2 separate regions of the Homo sapiens genome follow, and region 1 is linked to region 2. Evidence: chromatin loops called from intact Hi-C (ENCODE). Cell type or tissue: IMR-90. All regions are shown on one strand. Links, peaks and the distances in the headings refer to the core of each region. The heading gives the core; the rest is flanking DNA. Region 1 overlaps FGD4 (FYVE, RhoGEF and PH domain containing 4). Region 2 overlaps BICD1 (BICD cargo adaptor 1).

Evidence for each region. A loop is a pair of places that touch in the nucleus more often than their neighbours do. Peaks named below come from ENCODE experiments on the same cell type or tissue, not always from the same donor. Only the 100,000 strongest peaks of a DNase experiment are listed, where the experiment ranks them.
Region 1: a loop joins it to region 2, with 3 times the contacts of the local background. A loop is called at or near these places in 4 of 110 quality-filtered maps.

Annotation. Positions count from the first base shown.
Region 1 is chr12:32,434,509-32,439,897 of GRCh38, forward strand. The region is part of intron 1 of FGD4 (FYVE, RhoGEF and PH domain containing 4); the gene reads left to right. Among named protein-coding and RNA genes, the nearest start is that of FGD4, 38 kb to the left of the region's middle. RefSeq lists an enhancer at 2,917-3,416. In IMR-90, for the core only: no CTCF peak of the experiment used is centred there; a DNase peak (open chromatin) is centred at 2,723.
Region 2 is chr12:32,379,688-32,385,076 of GRCh38, forward strand. It overlaps BICD1 (BICD cargo adaptor 1), which reads left to right. Exons shown (of 10, transcript NM_001714.4): 10 at 1-3,946. Among named protein-coding and RNA genes, the nearest start is that of FGD4, 17 kb to the right of the region's middle. In IMR-90, for the core only: no CTCF peak of the experiment used is centred there; no DNase peak of the experiment used is centred there.

The DNA.
Region 1 (5,389 bases), core at 58-5,057, 55 kb after region 2:
CATTTCTTAGCTCCTTAGAAATGTTAGGCCTTTTCAAAGAGGAAAGCCTTAATTACACTGTATTCCTCAGGAAGGTTATTTCCTTCATGTAAATTATGACTTTTGTGATTCCAGTAGCTCTGTGATTTCTTCATGAATGTCATTAACTTAATTGCCTTCTCATTGCTTTATGCTAGAAAAATGGGAATGTGCTTTAAACTTTTGTAGATATTGACATTTAGAACATGGTTAACTTGTTAACAAGGTACACATTTATTCTGATGCAAAAATCTACACAATGTGTTGAGGCACCATATGATGTTTTGACCAGATTTTGTCAGTGTGCTATATATGAGTCAGAGGATTGAATAAGATGAAAAAAATCAAATATAGTGGTGAATGATACAAATTTCTTTTCTGAGAGGAGCAGCTTCGCTTCATTTCTTTTCTTTCCTTCTTTTCTTTTTTTTTTCTTTTCTTTTCTTTCTTTTTTTTGCCCAGGCTGGAGTGCAGTGGCACAGTCTTGGCTCACCGCTACCTCTGCCTCCCGGGTTCAAGTGATTCTCCTGTCTCAGCCTCCCGAGTAGCTGGGATTACAGGCATGCGCCACCACGCCTGGCTAATTTTGTATTTTTAATAGAGATGGAGTTTCTCCATGTTTGTCAGGCTGGTCTCGAACTCCCGACTTCAGGTGATCCGCCCACCTTGGCCTCCCAAAGTGCTGGGATTGATTACAGGTGTGAGCCACCGTGCCTGGCCACTTCATTTCTTTAAAGTGAAATGAAACTAGTTGAGAGATCTAGCTCAGGAGTTAGACAGGCCTGGGTTCAAATGCTGCCTCTGCTAATTCACAGATTTGGGTGAGTCAGTTTCTCTCAGGCTGTTTATTTATAAAATCAGGATAATCAAAGGTCTCATTTCAGAAGTTATGAAGGATTAAATAGAGTAATGCTCATAAAATGATATATTTACATATTCAGTACTCAATAAATGCTAGCTACAATTAAAAAAGTGTGTGTGTGTGTGTGTGTTTTAAATGACTAAGTTGGAATTGGCCTTTTTTTTGTGGTTTCCATCATTCGAACTTATTTTATTGATACTCATTAGCGAATATAATTTTGTTGATTTTTTTGGTGCATTATGACACTTTTTGTTAGTGATTACACAATGTTGATCATTTATTTATTTATTGTACTAAATACTGCAACCTCTGAATTGCCAATTTTTACATGGTATTTCTGGCAGTGATGGGTGGCCCCGCTTTCTGATTACATAAAATGGTCCATCTAGTCCATGGTTTTCATATTCCTTTGTAATTCTACTTACTGCTTTAAAATTCATTCAAATAAAAAGATCTAAGTTACTTGCAGTGAGTGAGTGCCCAAATGCAACAGCAAGGAGAGCTGAGAACATAACTAACCAATACTTTCGTGTTCAAAGAATAAATACTCTGAAACAGTGGGACAGAAGCTTGCTCCTTAGGGACTTTCTCAAAGTACCCTTGGTGGACATAAGGTTATCCTCACTCAACGGAAGGACATATCTGCTGTCGGGGGAGGACACAGAATGACGATTTCATTTACCTAGGATATTTTCCTTCTGTAAATGTCTGGAACAAGTTGTCACTGGACACCGTGATGTACAGTGTAGCCCTCCTATTAGAATAAATAAATTATGTGGTTGGACTGGAATGCTACAGGCACACTATGACTGGAAGTGGAAGGAGAGAGAATGTTTATTTAAAATACAGCACACATAAATAATAAATAAAAGTTTAAAACTTAATCAGCAACAGCAACAGGACCAGCCTCCCCTGTTCCATTTATGGTTCTTTTCAGGAACACCTGTATCTTTTCCTAAGGATAAAAAGTGGCACAAGGAGACAAAAGGCTTTGGAAGGAAAGAAAATACTTTGTTGTGACTTTGTGCTTTTCTGAAACAAGAAGGCAAAACATGTGGGCATTGAATGGCTGCAATAAAAGACTGCACAGTGTCCACACATTGGCAAGCCTCAGGTTTCAGAGGAAGCACTGGAGCCAGCAGAATGCCAAAGCCTTGTTTCTCCCTTGAACCAGTTTGGTGTTACGCCTGGTTGTGCTTCTCCCGCTTTACTTTTACTGTTGATAAATTTCTTAATAAGCTTTTTCCCTATCCCTTTTCCCTTTAATCCTATCGTTAAAGGTGTCTTGGGTCTGGTCTTAAATCAATTTGGTTATGACACTAGGTCCCAGAAAAAAAGCTGCTATCTCATTAGCAGCTTGGTGTGTTGGAAATTCATGTTTGAACCACACAGTGAACCTACACTACCAGTACCATTACTTCCCTGCATATAAAAAACAAAAAATGGGGGCCAGGCATGGTGGCTCATGCCTGTAATCCCAGCAATTTGGGAGGCCAAGGCAGGTGGATAGCTTGAGATCAGGAGTTCGAGACCAGCCTGGCCAACATGGTGAAACCCTGTCTCTACTAAAATTAGCCAGGCATGGTGGCGGGCGCCTGTAGTCCCAGCTATGTGGGAGGCTAAGGCAGGAGAATTGCTTGAACCTGGGAGGTGAAGTTTGCAGTGAGCCGAGATTGCACCACTGCACCCCAGTCTGGGTGACAGAGTGGGACTCCATGTCAAAAAAAAAAAAAAAAGGGAAAAAGAAAACAAATCACACAGAACATGAAGGGGCTGCTGAACAATGCAGCAGGAATGTAAATACATTCTCTTTCGGGTCAGACGTTTGGCCAGACGGCTGATTACAAAACATAGGATGACTTCAAGCTGAAGGTATGAAAACAAAAGGTTACACCTCAAAACAGAAATGACTGTTCATTGAGGCAGAGTAGTGAAGGTCTTGAAGAAGCTGGGACACCCATAAAAGAAAGAAAAGCCCTCTGCTCAGGAAATCCATGTCAGCTACACGTGGCTGAGCACGGAGGCTCTTTATGCTCCCTATACGATGAGCGAGGCGAGGTGTCCAACCGCACCCAGATGTGTTACTGGGCAGCCTGGCCCAGGCCTTTTTAAAGATGTTTGATAAAGCTCATGTAGCAACTACCAGAGCTTCACTACACGGATATCCGTGGTATTCATTGAGTAAAACCAGCAGATTTCACATAAGCAGATGTTTTTATTTGTTCCTAAAGTCTTAGAAAGTAATGTTATATTAACATGTAATATGAATTCCCTGTTACTCTTTGGATGGTTTGCATTTGACCAGTGTCTTTTCATTTTTAGTAAAAGCAAAATTTTTTCTAGACATAATCCTGCTATTGATGTTGAATACTATTTCATCTTACCCTGCATACCACACAATACCACTGATACATTGTATATACCACTGATAACATTCTTGGCCACTGGGAAAATTATTTTTTTACATTGTTATTGGTCTCCTGTGTTGTAGGTAGGACTATGCAGGAATGGATCTTTTCTTTGAGACAGAGTCTTGCTCTGTCACCCAGGCTGGAGTGCAGTGGCGCAATCTCAGCTCACTGCAGGCTCTACTCTCGGGTTCAAGCGATTCTTCTGCCTCAGCCTCCTGAGTAGCTGGGGCTACAGGCATACGCCATCATGTCCGGGTAATTTCTATAGTTTTAGTAGAGACTGGGTTTCGCTGTGTTGGCCAGTCTGGTCTCAAACTCTTGACTTCAAGTGATCCATCTGCCTGGGCCTCCCAAAGTGCTGGGATTATAGGCGTGAGCCACCGCGTCTGGCCAGGAATGGTTCTTGAACCATTTCTTCCCATCTTAGAAAATACTGACTTCTCACTTGCCTTATTGAAATGGTTTGGAGAGGTATAGCATCTAACAATACTGCACTTCCATAGAGCGGACTTGGGATAACAGTTAACTCCTAAGACATCAGCTGAAGATGACAAAGGTAAAAATATCTGCCGTTAAGATAAAGTTGAAAACTCTGTACTTACTGTACTTTATTCAAAATGTTAGCCTTCTCTTAGCAGATTCTTCAATAAGCTTGCTTTTAGGTTTCAACTGCCTTGAGCAGTTGAAATTAGGAGAGGTATGTGAATGTATCTGTAAGTAAGTGGACACAGGAGGATGCTTTTAGTTGTTTTTTTAATTGTCAAATTTTATATACTAGTCACCTAAAACATGTTTTTTGTTTGTTTGTTTGTGTGTGTTTTTTTTTTTGAGATGGAGTCTCGCTCTGTCACCCAGGCTGGAGTGCAGTGGCGCGATCTCAACTGCAACCTCCACCTCCCGGGTTCACGCCAATATCCTGCCTCAGCCTCCTGAGGAGCTGGGACTATAGGAGCCCGCCACCACGCCCAGCTAATTTTCTGTGTTTTTTTTAGTAGAGACGGGGTTTCACCATGTTAGCCAGGATGGTCTCGATCTCCTGACCTCGTGATCCGCCTGCCTTGGCCTCCCAAAGTGCTGGGATTACAGGCGTGAGCCACTGCGCCCGGCCCTACAACATGTTTTAAAATATGAATACGTTGTGGAATGATTCGATCGATTTGACCAGTGTCTTCATTTTTTGATCGAGCTAATTAACATATGTATTACCTCACTTATAATTTACTAATAATTATTATAGATATCATGTTGTACAATAGATCTATTGAACTTATTCTTCCTATCCAACTGAAATTTTGTATCCTTTGACCAAACATTTCCCCAAAACTGCACCCCCAACTCCCAGTGCCTGGTAACTACTATTCTACTCTCAACTTCTATGAGTTTAACTTTTACAGATTCCACATATAGTTGAGATCATGCAGTATTTGTCATTTTGTGTCTGGCTTATAACATAATGCTGTCCAGATTCATCCATCTTGTTACAAATGACATAATTTCTTTATTTTTAAAGGCCGAATAGTATTCCCTTGTGTATCTATGCCACATTTTCTATTCAGCTGTTGCTGAACACTTAGGTTGATTCCATATCTTGGCTATTGTGAATAGTGCTGCAGTGAACATGGGGATGCAGATAACTCTGACATACTGATTTCATTTCCTTTGGATACATACCCAGTTACCCAGTAGTGAGATTGCTGGATTATATGGCCATTCTATTTATAATTTTTTGAAGAACCTTCATACTGTTTCCCATAATGGCTATACTAATTTACATTACTAGCAGCAATGTACAAGATTTCCTTTTTCTCTTTGTCCTTGACCCTTGGGAGTTTATTACATGCCTTGAGGTAGTCTTCTTTGGGTTAAATCTGCTTGGTGTTCTGTAACCTTTTACTTGGATATTGATATCTTTCTCCATGTTTGAGACATTCTTTGTTATTATCCCACTGAATAAACTTTCTGCTCCTATCGCTCTCTCTGCCTCCTCTTTAAGGCCAATAACTTTTAGATTTGCCCTTTTGAGGCTAGTTTCTAGATCCTGTAGGTGTGCTTCATTTTTTTTTTCTTTAGTCTCTTGTGTGTGTTTTCAAATAGCCTA
Region 2 (5,389 bases), core at 127-5,126:
CACGTATTTGGACCTGAGAAGTGGCATAGCTGCTAAGTTGACTTTTAATAAAAAACTGTTTGTGCCTGAGGGAAATATATGCCTTTTTAAAAAGTACCTCAGAACATGTTCGTAGATCGTCTCATCGGTTTTGTTTGGTGGGACTGGGAGTTCAGCAGGAAGTATTGTCTGTGTGTGATGACGGGGCAGTATTGCCAGTCGGCAATGTTGTATTTGCATTCTTTATCCCTAACTCTGAATCTAGGACTCCATGAAAAGCCGGGTCACCCACAAAACATTTCTTCCAATACAAAGTGTATTATTACGTCTATTATAAACTAGTTTCATTTCAGTTATTTATCTTCATAGAGTGGGAAAGTCTTTTTCTGAAATACTAATTCTATGAAAATAATAATTTTAGTGAATCTTTGCCAAGAAGTTATAGAAACTTGGAAATAAATTTCTCATTTTCAGCACAAAATTAAGTGATAGTCCCTAAGCAGTAAGAGAGAATACCATGTATTTACACTGTGGCATCATTTAGTATAGTTTACACTGAGCCATATTTATTTATAGGCATTTAAAGTGAATCAGTATGTGTAGTGTTGATAAAAATCAGTATCTGTAAAGATAACATCAGGAATTCAAAAGGAAATTGAAAAGGGGCAGAACTAGTGAGAACCAAAAAGAATGAACTCCAGTAAGACTAATTGAAGACATACTTGGAGAGGAAAAATAAACAGCAGAAATGCACTAAAAAATACTGGCTAATTATTGCAAACAGAGTGAGCAAAGATTAATGCTAACTAGTAAAAGTAGTTAGCAAAGTAAACAGGTAGTTTTTTAAAAGTAAGCACAATTACAATATTGAATAGTATGGAGAAATGCTTTTCTCCTGAGGATTTTCCTTAATCAAAAAATAAGAAGAAGCAATAAATTGTCTTTGGCCTGAGTGCTGAGTGGCATAAATAAAGGAGCTTGGCTTAATCTTTCTGGTCCACACATAATCCATTAGATCCCATTCATATATCCAACTCTGGATTCTAATAAAATAATTTGGAGAACTTTGAGAAAAAGGAAAACTGTTAAATAAGAAAAGACCTATTTAGAAATTATACTTTAGTCTAACGAAGAGGAGGTACAATAGTAGTCTTCAAGAAAAGAATATTTAACAAATGATAGATATCAGCTATAGATATTGTTACTAAGTCTAGAATAAAAAAGGCTTCAGTGTGAAGGATGTATAGTAACTCTAGGAAAGAGATTTTTAACACTGGGAAATTAACGTGGAAATTGATAATCATAAAGAATATTTGTTTTGTAAAAATTGAATATCATTGGTGGTCTAGTAAGTATTAAGTGGCAAGATAGGAGAATGCATTTCAGTTCTGGGAGCTCATAATCCTGTGATTCTTTTATTTTAAGTTTTAAAATACATTAAAATTTTACTGGTTAATCATAAAATATTTTATATTTGAAAATAGGATGGCAATCTTTATTTTTCCAAGATATTTGTTGGAAAAAAATGATCGTTGGTATTATTTTTTCTTTCAGCTATATTCCATGGTATCTTTAAAATTGTTCAGAATATAGGACTTTTACTAAAAAAATTCAATTGTCAGAGTCTAAAAAAACAATGTCCTCAGGAATACTTCAGAAATAGAAGGTATGCAATCCCTTAGTGGGGGGCAAACACATTTCAGATTTCGTCTTTATTTAAAAGGATCTTCAGTCTACAACATTTGCTTTTTTCGTGCTTTGGAAAATATCCTTGTGCAGATAAGTTCTTCTGTTTGAAACAAGCATGAAACATTGGTCCAATAACCTAAGAATGTGGAGATTTCTTGATATTCTGTATTAATTAAAGTTCTCTACATGTCTCAAATGGAGATCACAAAACATGAAAAGGAAGAAATGAAATATCTTTTCTTCTGGGATGAGTGTCAATTTTAATGTATAATTGTCATAATCAATCAGCCAAAAGTTACAATCTGTCCCTCAGAGACATTGGGGGAAGCTGATGGATTTCCAGTAAGGAACTGTGGTGGGTTCAAACTCAGGCTGCCACAAATACATTGATATGGTAGGTAGGAAGTAGGACTAAATTTGAAAGAAACTTATGGGATAAAGTTCACAATTTTAAAAAGGTTGCCCTCCAGTTTTTTTGTTTGTTTATAAACTAGAGTGATTTTTAAGTAACCCTTATATTTAAGGCTGCAAAAAATGTACAAGAGTATGTTTTCAAGTAAAGGGAACATAATTCTTCAAAAAGCTGTTGAACTGGAGTTATGATAGGTTATGACAGAGAGCATGATCAGTGCTGATACTGACAAGTACTTTTTTACCTTAAAATCAACTTCTATGGAACTACAAGATCAATCTAGCTCCCGAGTGACATTTTCCATTGTCTGTAATAATGCCCTCGGATGAGTTGTGTCTAAAATTAAGTTCATCTTTATTTATATGCGAACTTAACTGCCATAGTCCCTAATGTATTGCGTTTGTAACCTGATCGTATTATGTTTACAGCTGAAAGATTTCATCTAGACATGTCTTTCGTCCTTATTATTCAAAGTGTAATTGAAAGAGATATTTAGTATTAAGACATGTTCCCCAATTGAGAATTTTCCAGAATATTCTACTTAAGAAGAAGAAGAGCAATTAACTGCCTTTAGTGTAAGGGCGAGAGTGCATAGAAATATGCAATGTAAAATGTTTGCATGAATTATTTCACATCATGTAAGCTTTCCCATATTCATAAGATGAACACTATAGAAGTCTCATTTCTCTGTGATCTTCTGTCCATTAGGAAAGTAAGGAGATTGTTATCTATATCTAGTCTCCTTTCCATATTGAACTGCATGGCTCTAATCCTCAGTGTATTTTTATCCCTTCTCGAGTTATTTAAAATTTGCCCTATTTAAGCTGAAGCCTGGATAAACTGCTGAGCCAGATTATTCCTGTGATTGGAGTTTAATTGCTGTAGAACACTTGTTGAGAACACATTTTTTACTTTTTTTCTTTCAGAATTATTCCTCAATCATTGTTCTCTAATGAAAACACCGAGAAGTAAATCTGGTGCTTCTTAGTGTAAATATGTTTTTCTTTTTAAAAAGTCATTTTAAAACAAAGATGAGAGAACTATAAAGTAAGGGGAAATATCATTTTATTTAAAAATAATTATTCAATGATAGATAATGGAGATACAGAATGACTCATTGGGTTCATAGGTATGATTTGTGCAGCCAGTCTTAGAGGAAATACATCATTTTAACATTATTCCCACAAAATGTTAAAGCTCAATGGTTTGACTATGAGAGTCAAACAATTACTATTTGAAAATCTCTTATGACATTTTTATAATCTACTCTGTTTTTATTTGCATGATTATGCTTATGTGATGAACCATCCATGATTCTGATATTGTATTTCTTTCCAGTATTAACATGTGTATTGTGTGGCCAACTCTGATTTGTACACCGTATTATTGTTGTAATGATTCAACTGTTCCTACATTTAATTGCAGTTTAATTATTATGCCTTTTGGGGTTAAATGATGTGAAGTGTTTCCACCTACTGATAAATACCATATGAAAACACGACTAAAAGACTGATTTAAGAAACTTGTTATTTTTAAAAATATGAATTTCAAAAGAAATGTTCTCAAAGACACATGCATTTATTTTAAATTCAAAAAATTCTTATGAATTTATTATTGCTTGTACTTTAACTTTTTTTATTGTAGACAATCCTAAGTGAATAATGTCTCATGGGAGAACACATGATATGTGCTTGTATTTGTGTAATCTGATCATGCACTCAATGGTTGGAAAAGGCACTCCAGTGCTAAGAAAATAACCAGAAGCCAATATATCGATTCTTATATCTCGGTTTATGTTACCAACTGAATATGGTGTAATGCATAACTTTTTCCAGTAAATAAACTGGTTATTTTTTGTTCATTTCATTAATGCTGCCTTTTTATCAATTTGAGCAGTTTTTCTGTATGTCATTTTGATGTATACTTACAAAAAGGAAAAGACTATATGAATTCAGATGTGATCTATATGTTTATTCAAAGTAAGAACTTATTTGAACTAAAAACTAAATGCTTTGCTTTAACAACAATTCTATACATTCCTGGTAAGTAATGTGTATCAACTCTGCTCATTTCCTCCAGTTATCACCTCTTCTACTTGTAATCTTTTCTAGAAAGCTATTTTGGCAGGAGGATATACTTGGCTGAATTTGATTAGAAATGTACCAACATGAAGAAAATGCTTGCCCTAAAACAGGAAACATTATTTTGATGAAAGAAGAATGAAGTTTCTATGCATTATTTTGGGAGACAATTCCTCTTTGTTCTTTTTGGAACAGCAGAGTTCCAAAACTTTGAGGGAGGTTAATTTTCTAGCTCCTCCTACAAATACATATTGTAGTAAATCAGCTGCTTTGGGAACCATCCACTTTGATTCGATTTTATTTAAAGGGTGGAGGAGGGGGAGAGGCAGATAGAACATGGTGTTCTAGTGAGTTAAAACGTCTAATGCAATCCTCATTATAGCTAATCAAATTCGTGCAACACGGGCAGCCAACATCCTGGCAAAAGCTGTCTGCTCACCTGTTGCATAAATACAACACTAGAAATAATAATGTAAACTTTTCTACAAATTTCTCCTTTTTCTCTTCCAAAAGCTTTTGTTTTTCTTGGAGGTTGGATCTATAAGTCTATTTGATACTTGACTTTCTCTTACATGATAAAGCTGATAGTCTGCCACATTCAAAAGTGAAAACAGCTGGACGCATCAAGAAAGTCTCTTCTCATCTATACATTTTGCAGGCAACTTGGACAGCCTATATTGCAACCCACAAGGGATGAGAAAGAGAGCAGAATCGATGGGAACTTGTGGAAGGGATTTCCGTCTTCTTCTTCTTCTTCTTCTTCTTCTTCTTCTTCTTCTTCTTCTTCTTCTTTTCTTCTTCTTTCTTCTTCTCCTTCTCCTTCTCTTCTCCTCTTCTTCCTCTTCCTCTTCTTCCTTCTTCCTTCTTTCTTCTTCTTCTTCTTTTTTAAAGAGGGAGTCTTGCTCTGTCTCCCAGGCTGGAGTGCAGTGGCATGATCTTGGCTCACTGCAACCTCCGACTTCCTGGTTCAAGCTATTTTCGTGCCTCAGCCTCCTGAGTAGCTGGGATTACAGGCACGTACCACCATGCCCAGCTAATTTTTGTATTTTTAGTAGAGACGGGGTTTCACCATGTTGGACAGGATGGTCTTCATCTCCTGACCTCATGATCCACCCGCCTCGGCCTCCCAAAGTGCTGGGATTACAGGCGTGAGCCACCGCACCCAGCCGGATTTTTTTTTTCTTTTGAAACATGGCCTCACTCTGCCACCCAGGCAGGAGTGCAGTGG